Regions from separate parts of the Mus musculus genome. Here region 1 is linked to region 2. The links are chromatin loops, found by intact Hi-C in ENCODE. Cell type or tissue: heart. All regions are shown on one strand. Links, peaks and the distances in the headings refer to the core of each region. The heading gives the core; the rest is flanking DNA.

What was found. Peaks named below come from ENCODE experiments on the same cell type or tissue, not always from the same donor. Only the 100,000 strongest peaks of a DNase experiment are listed, where the experiment ranks them.
Region 1: it touches region 2 in a loop (3-fold over the local background); 3 of 42 quality-filtered maps call a loop at or near these places.

What each region holds. Positions count from the first base shown.
Region 1 is chr13:51,867,377-51,870,281 of GRCm38, forward strand. No RefSeq gene overlaps it. Among named protein-coding and RNA genes, the nearest start is that of Gadd45g, 22 kb to the left of the region's middle. In heart, for the core only: no CTCF peak of the experiment used is centred there; DNase peaks (open chromatin) are centred at 1,415 and 1,855; H3K27ac peaks cover 652 bases.
Region 2 is chr13:51,928,866-51,931,770 of GRCm38, forward strand. No RefSeq gene overlaps it. Among named protein-coding and RNA genes, the nearest start is that of Gadd45g, 84 kb to the left of the region's middle. In heart, for the core only: no CTCF peak of the experiment used is centred there; a DNase peak (open chromatin) is centred at 1,606; H3K27me3 peaks cover 240 bases.

The DNA of each region.
Region 1 (2,905 bases), core at 88-2,587, 62 kb before region 2:
ATACCTCATCTCTTGTCACAAGGAACATTTAAAAATATCTTAACATTTTAAACCTAACATAGAAAACATTTTAAAATAAAATTTTATAGCTGTTCTGAAAGATTCATGGGAGGAATGTCAGCTGGGGTTGTTGGGAACCCCAGCAAGTGAGCTCATGACATAGGGCTGTCTAGTATGGGTGACAAGATGGCTCAGTAGGTGAAGGTGATTGCTACCAAGCCCGACGACCTGAGTTCAAGTCTAGTGCCCCTCCCCACATGCCACCCCTGTGATGAAGGGAGAGAGGGACTCCTGTAGGTTGTCCTCTGATTTCTACACTTGCACCTCCCATGTGAGTGTGTCCCTAACCCTTTTACACTCTCCATATTTCCTCCCCCAGATAATAAAAATCTAATTAAAACAAGTTAGTGGGACGAAGACTCAGGTCTGTCAGCTTTGGGCTTCCCAAACTGAGTTACTTATGGAATGAATGTTTTTTGATACGTGTTGAAGCATTACTTTTTTTTTTGTTTGTTTGTTTGTTTGTTTCGAGACAGGGTTTCTCTGTGTAGCCCTGGCTGTCCTGGAACTCACTCTGTAGACTAGGCTGATCTGGGACTCAGAAATCCTCCTGCCTCTGCTAGGATTAAAGGAGTGCATCACCATGCCCAGTGAAGCATTACTTTTAAAAATAAAAATGCAAGTTGGGGAGGGGGGAGAGAGAGAGAGAGAGAGAGAGAGAGAGAGAAGAAGGAGGAAGAGGAGGAGGAGGAGGAGGAGGAGGAAGAGGAGGAGGAGGAGAGAGCACTAATCGAACTGGGATATCTGTAGGGTCTTTCTGATTCAAAGTGGATGCTGGACAGACTCATGGGTGGAAATCCGGTTTTGGTTAGTTACAAGTGGGCTCCCAAGGACTCTGGGACACAAGCTGCAGAGCAAGGAGCCTCCACTATATTGACAACATGGGGTTGTCACCTGGGACAATCTTAGGCTCAGTTTTCCACCGTGGGCCCAAGCTGTGCTTGGCATTGGCTGTTGCTGTTGCTCTGCCTGGTCTGGTCCCCAGGCCAGGGTGGGGATGTTCCGACCACTGCAGCTGGAGATTCCTGGGAGGAACCGCACACCCTGGCTCCCTTGTAAACAATCTCCTTGGAAGCACAGGGAGCCAGGGTTGAGGGGCCCCACACCCACTCATCCTGAGAAAGGGCTGCCCAAGGAGGCTCCCAGGGCAAGGTGACTGACTCAAGGTCCCACAGCTGGGGCTGACTCCCAGCTTGGACCGTTCCCAGATGGTGCTCTGTGGTCCTTTCGAGCTGGTCTGGGAACTGTTTACAAGGCTGGCTGCAGTGTGCAGGAGTCCTGTGTCCCAGCTGAACCTCTTAGCAGGAGCCAAGGAGCCTGATCAGAGGCAGAGAAAGAATCAGCCAGGAGGGTGCCAGCTCCCCTCGGGCACCACCGTGTCCTCAGACTAGGTCTCAAGCCCAGGCTCCCAAGCGATTAGAACTCGGGAGCACAGCCTCCTTTTGGCAGGACCTCCTGTACTGCTGTTATTTTTATCTTGGTGCCTGGTTGAAGTTTACTCTTATTCTCCTGCCGCCCCATAAACACAGCTTGCAGCCCTTTCTCCTGCTCGCTCTCTTGGCGCACGAGATGGACACCTGTCTGCCTTTCTGTTCTTTCCAACCAGCTCGAGGAGTTATGAGGGTGTGAGGCGGGGGTGAGGTGGGGGGGGGGTCTTCCTGGCTGTGGGCTGGGATGTTTGACAAGGTGCAAAAAAGAAAAAAAAAAGCCAAATGAAGTCCTTAATCCTCTGAGCTCTTTCACACTCATCTCTGGCACGGTGAGGCTCTGCGCAGAGCACAAGCCCGGGAGGGGAATGAACCCAGGCTGTCCCAGTGTGGATGAGGTGACTGCTGACCGTATGACTTGATGATCAGGCAGTTCGTAGGCTCTCCTGAGCAGCGTACCTGGCGTCAGAAGTCCTGGGAGTCTTTGTTTCTCAGAGGGGATGTCTTTTCTCCTTGGATTAATTATGCAGCCAGATCCTGTTAGTCCAAAGTGCATTGCAGGCCGCCCTGCCTAACTAACTACCTGCTCCCCGCTCTCTGAGGGCCTGCCTACCATCCAAAATATAAAATAAAAGGTGTTTGCCGGTAGCCTTAGGTATAGGGCTGTAGTTAGCTTGTTTGGGACCTCTGCTGGGGGATTTGGCTTTGCCATGTAGGACATTGGGCCTGACTTAGAAGGGTAGAGCTGAGAAAACACAGAGTGCTAGGATATCCCGGCTCTGGGTTTGCCCCCAGGATTCTCTGCTCAGGGTGAGGAGTCAGGCACCTTATACATGGTTTCTGAGACACACACATTTGAAATTCTGAATTTATCTGTCTCTAGTCTATTAGGAAGAAAGTCTCCATTTCACCCTGACCCCACTTCTTGCTCCTCTCCGAGTTCCTGAGGTCTTCAGACAGGTGTACAGACAGGTGTATATTGGTTCTTACTGGTTCCGTTGACATTTCTTCCTAAGGGGCTCTAAACCCCTGTGGGCAGGGCCAGTGACATGTTCCTCCCAGACTCAAAAGGAACAAGATGTGCCCCAGTATGTTTATGAGAGAAGCAAGAACACTCAAAAAGTCAGTGTAGAAGTCCCATTTATTTCTTCCAGACACTGGACAGTATTCCCAGTATGAAAAGTATGGATCCACCTGTCCCCTCCCCCACTCACTGTGCAGAGCCCTTAGTGCTCAAATAGGGCAGGGAAGGGGTAGAGGCTTGGACACAGACCTGGAGCATATGGACTTACTGGTGATCTTAGCATAGGGAGCCAGGGGGCTATGCTCTTTCAGGGTTCTCCAAGGGCTTTCTCCTTATGGTACCTGGAAGCCCTGTAGGTCTCCATGGAACATTCTGAAAAAACATTCTGTTTGTG
Region 2 (2,905 bases), core at 314-2,813:
AAGCCCCTTTCTCTGGGCCGAAGTGTTTCCAGCCAGCAACCTGGAATATGCTTGGCTGGATGAGTCAGGCTGGCAAGGCTTGGGAGGATCTGTGTGGCACAATGCTCATGAGACAGTGTCCCCACAAAGATAGATGTACACTTCTGCTCCTGAGCTGCGTCTCTATGCAGGCATGCTCTGCTGCCCTGGACCACAGCAGATGAGCTTAGTCCACCATGTGCATCTTTCTCTTCCAGCAATGGCTGGAGCGTGCTGACTTGGGATAGCAGTTTTAAAGCCTCCACCTTCCATGATCTTTGCCCTCCACCCCTCTGAGTTGGGAAGGCTGTCTCCTTTCCCCCAGAACACCGGGCCACTTTCAGTCCTCATAGGTACATGGTATCTCATAGAAGGGAAGGCTCCTGCCTCCTGCAGGATCTTCATTGGTAGCTGGCAGGTATGTTGCCCGACTTCCGAGCTGACACACAATGTGTCCTGTGGCCACTGGCTGCCATCTTGTTGAGGACACACAAGCTAGCCTGTGGTGGGATTGAAAAGTAGCCAGAGGGGGAAAGGACAGCACTCTGGGACTGAGGCTGAACGAGGTGATACCTTCCTAATTCCCCAAAGTTCCAGCTGCTACTGATCACACTGCACAGAGCCCCGGACCACAGCCAAGCCTCCTGAAAACACGAACTTGAGTGAGGTTGGTTTGAAGATGCGTAGGTTTGGGGGTGACTTCTTCTACTGGGACTCGTATCTAACACACCTGATACTCTAAGCTATCATTCATCCTCTTCAAAGATGCTTCATGCCTCTCTGTCTGGCCCTATGGACGCGGTCAGCCTGTTTGTCAGTCCTTGTGCAGACAGTTCTAGCTCCCAGACTGGCCTCTTAGATTGCCAGATGCAAATGCTAAACTCTGCCTGCTTATTTGTCAGCTTCTCCTTACTTTTTTTTTCTTTTTTCTTTTTTTACACCCCCCCCCTTTTTTTTCCCAAAAGGCTTGCAGGTGCCTTGGCACATTCTCACAAGAAGTTAAAATGAAGCCAGGGACATTGGCAGACCAGTAGGCCACTGCAGGGAAAACCAGCAGTGTACACCAGGAAGCTGATGGGGAACAGGGCTGCCTCTCAGAAGAGCATCAGCTCTTAATTTGTAAAGGAAAGCAGCGCCAGTCTTCAGGCTGGGCAAGTTGATTTCCTGGCATTGTTGGTGGGGAAAGTGAAGGGCCTGAGTGCCTGTTGCCCGTGGGATTGCAAAAAAACAAAACAAAACAAAACAAACAAACAAAACAAACAAACAAAACAAAACCCCACAGCCTTCAGTGTTTCTAGTAGCTTGCTTTTGAAAAGAAAAGCTACATGTTTTATCTTATTTTAGTTTCAGCTTGACAGTCTTTCAGTGCCATTGCATAGTGCAGAACTTTGGGCAACATGTTTCGTTCTCCTTTGGGCACCGTGTCTCTCTTGGCAGCTGGACAGAGCCCAAGAAAGCTGGGAGACACAGTCTGCCTGGGCAGTCTGTCTCCTGTGGACCTCAGCAGCCCTGGTAATGTTTTTGGCAGGAACAGGGTGGTGTCCCGAGAGCGCCAGAGGCAGATTTTCTGTGCCTGTTGATGGAGGCCAGATCCACGTGCCCTGGGGCCTCCACACAGGCAAAAGGCTGACATTCTGTTCTGCACACTCCATCTGAACTTAGATTAGGCAGGGCAGTCAGCACCTGCTTCTCCCTCAGGGATGTGGGGCTGGAAGAGTTGGCTGGTACCAAATAGACTTCTCCAGGAGCTGATCTGAGCTCAGTGGGTGGCTCTGTGAATCTACAGCTGCGGGCTGGGGAGGGAGGGGCCGGGAGCTCTCAGTGTAAGGGATGGCTGAGAGTCTGGCCCTGCTCTCTGAGTACTGGCTACATATTCTTGTTGGTCATAGGACTAAAGCTCTTTTTTTTTTTTTAACATCCTCAATACAGTCACTATGGTGTATAAATGCACTCTTCTTCCGTGTACCTGAAGCCTCATTCTCTGATATGACTTCCCAGGGCAGGTGGGACCTTGCCATCTGTGGCAGGTTTCACTCTGAAGTTCAGAACCATCTGTCCTTTTTCCTCTTTCCTTCAGCCTGTGCTTGCTCATGGAGAGATTCTGCATGGGGGAACATGGGAATTTCCTCTGAGTCCCCATGTCTGCAAGGTATATGCTAGGATACTCAGCCCTGCCTCCTTTGGGGTTATCCCACAGATGAGCCTTGTATCAAGTCCAGGAAGCAGAAGGAACAGACTCTAGCCAGTGAGAAGGAGGAACTTTCCATCTGTGCAGTACAGCGATCCAGCTCTTGATTTGCAGGGAAGCAAGATGTAGTGTAGAGTCATCAAGATGCACACGAGCCACAAGAATGCTTTATCTCCTTCCCACTGTGACCTGGTATTGTCTCCCATATTCATCTCTGACCATCTCTACCCAGGGTCGGCTCAGCATCCACACCTGAAGCCCCAGTGGGGGTCACCTCCCAGCATCCACACCCCATGGGTGGTGACAAAGTCAGTGCAGACAGACAGAGCCTGGCCCAGTGACATGCGAGGAATGTGTTAGAATTGGTAGATTACATACTTAGGACCCCTCCCAAGCTCTTCCACCAGCAATATCGTATCTGCTTCCCCTGCAATTTCTCCTCCACTCATGGAAATGGATGGAAAATGCCTCTCCTCTGGGTAACCTTTATTATGGGCGTGTGCAAGTGTCCTTGGTAAATGATTAGGATTTAGGGTGCCCAGAACGCATCTGATCAGTGATGGATGCTGCACCTATGAAGATGGCATGTACTTTCTAAACGTCATGTTGGGCTAGGTCCTCAACTCAAGCCTCCTTCTAAGAAGGACCCACAAGCCAGCCGCTGGGGATGCTCTGCAGATGACTTTCTGGTGTTCCTTT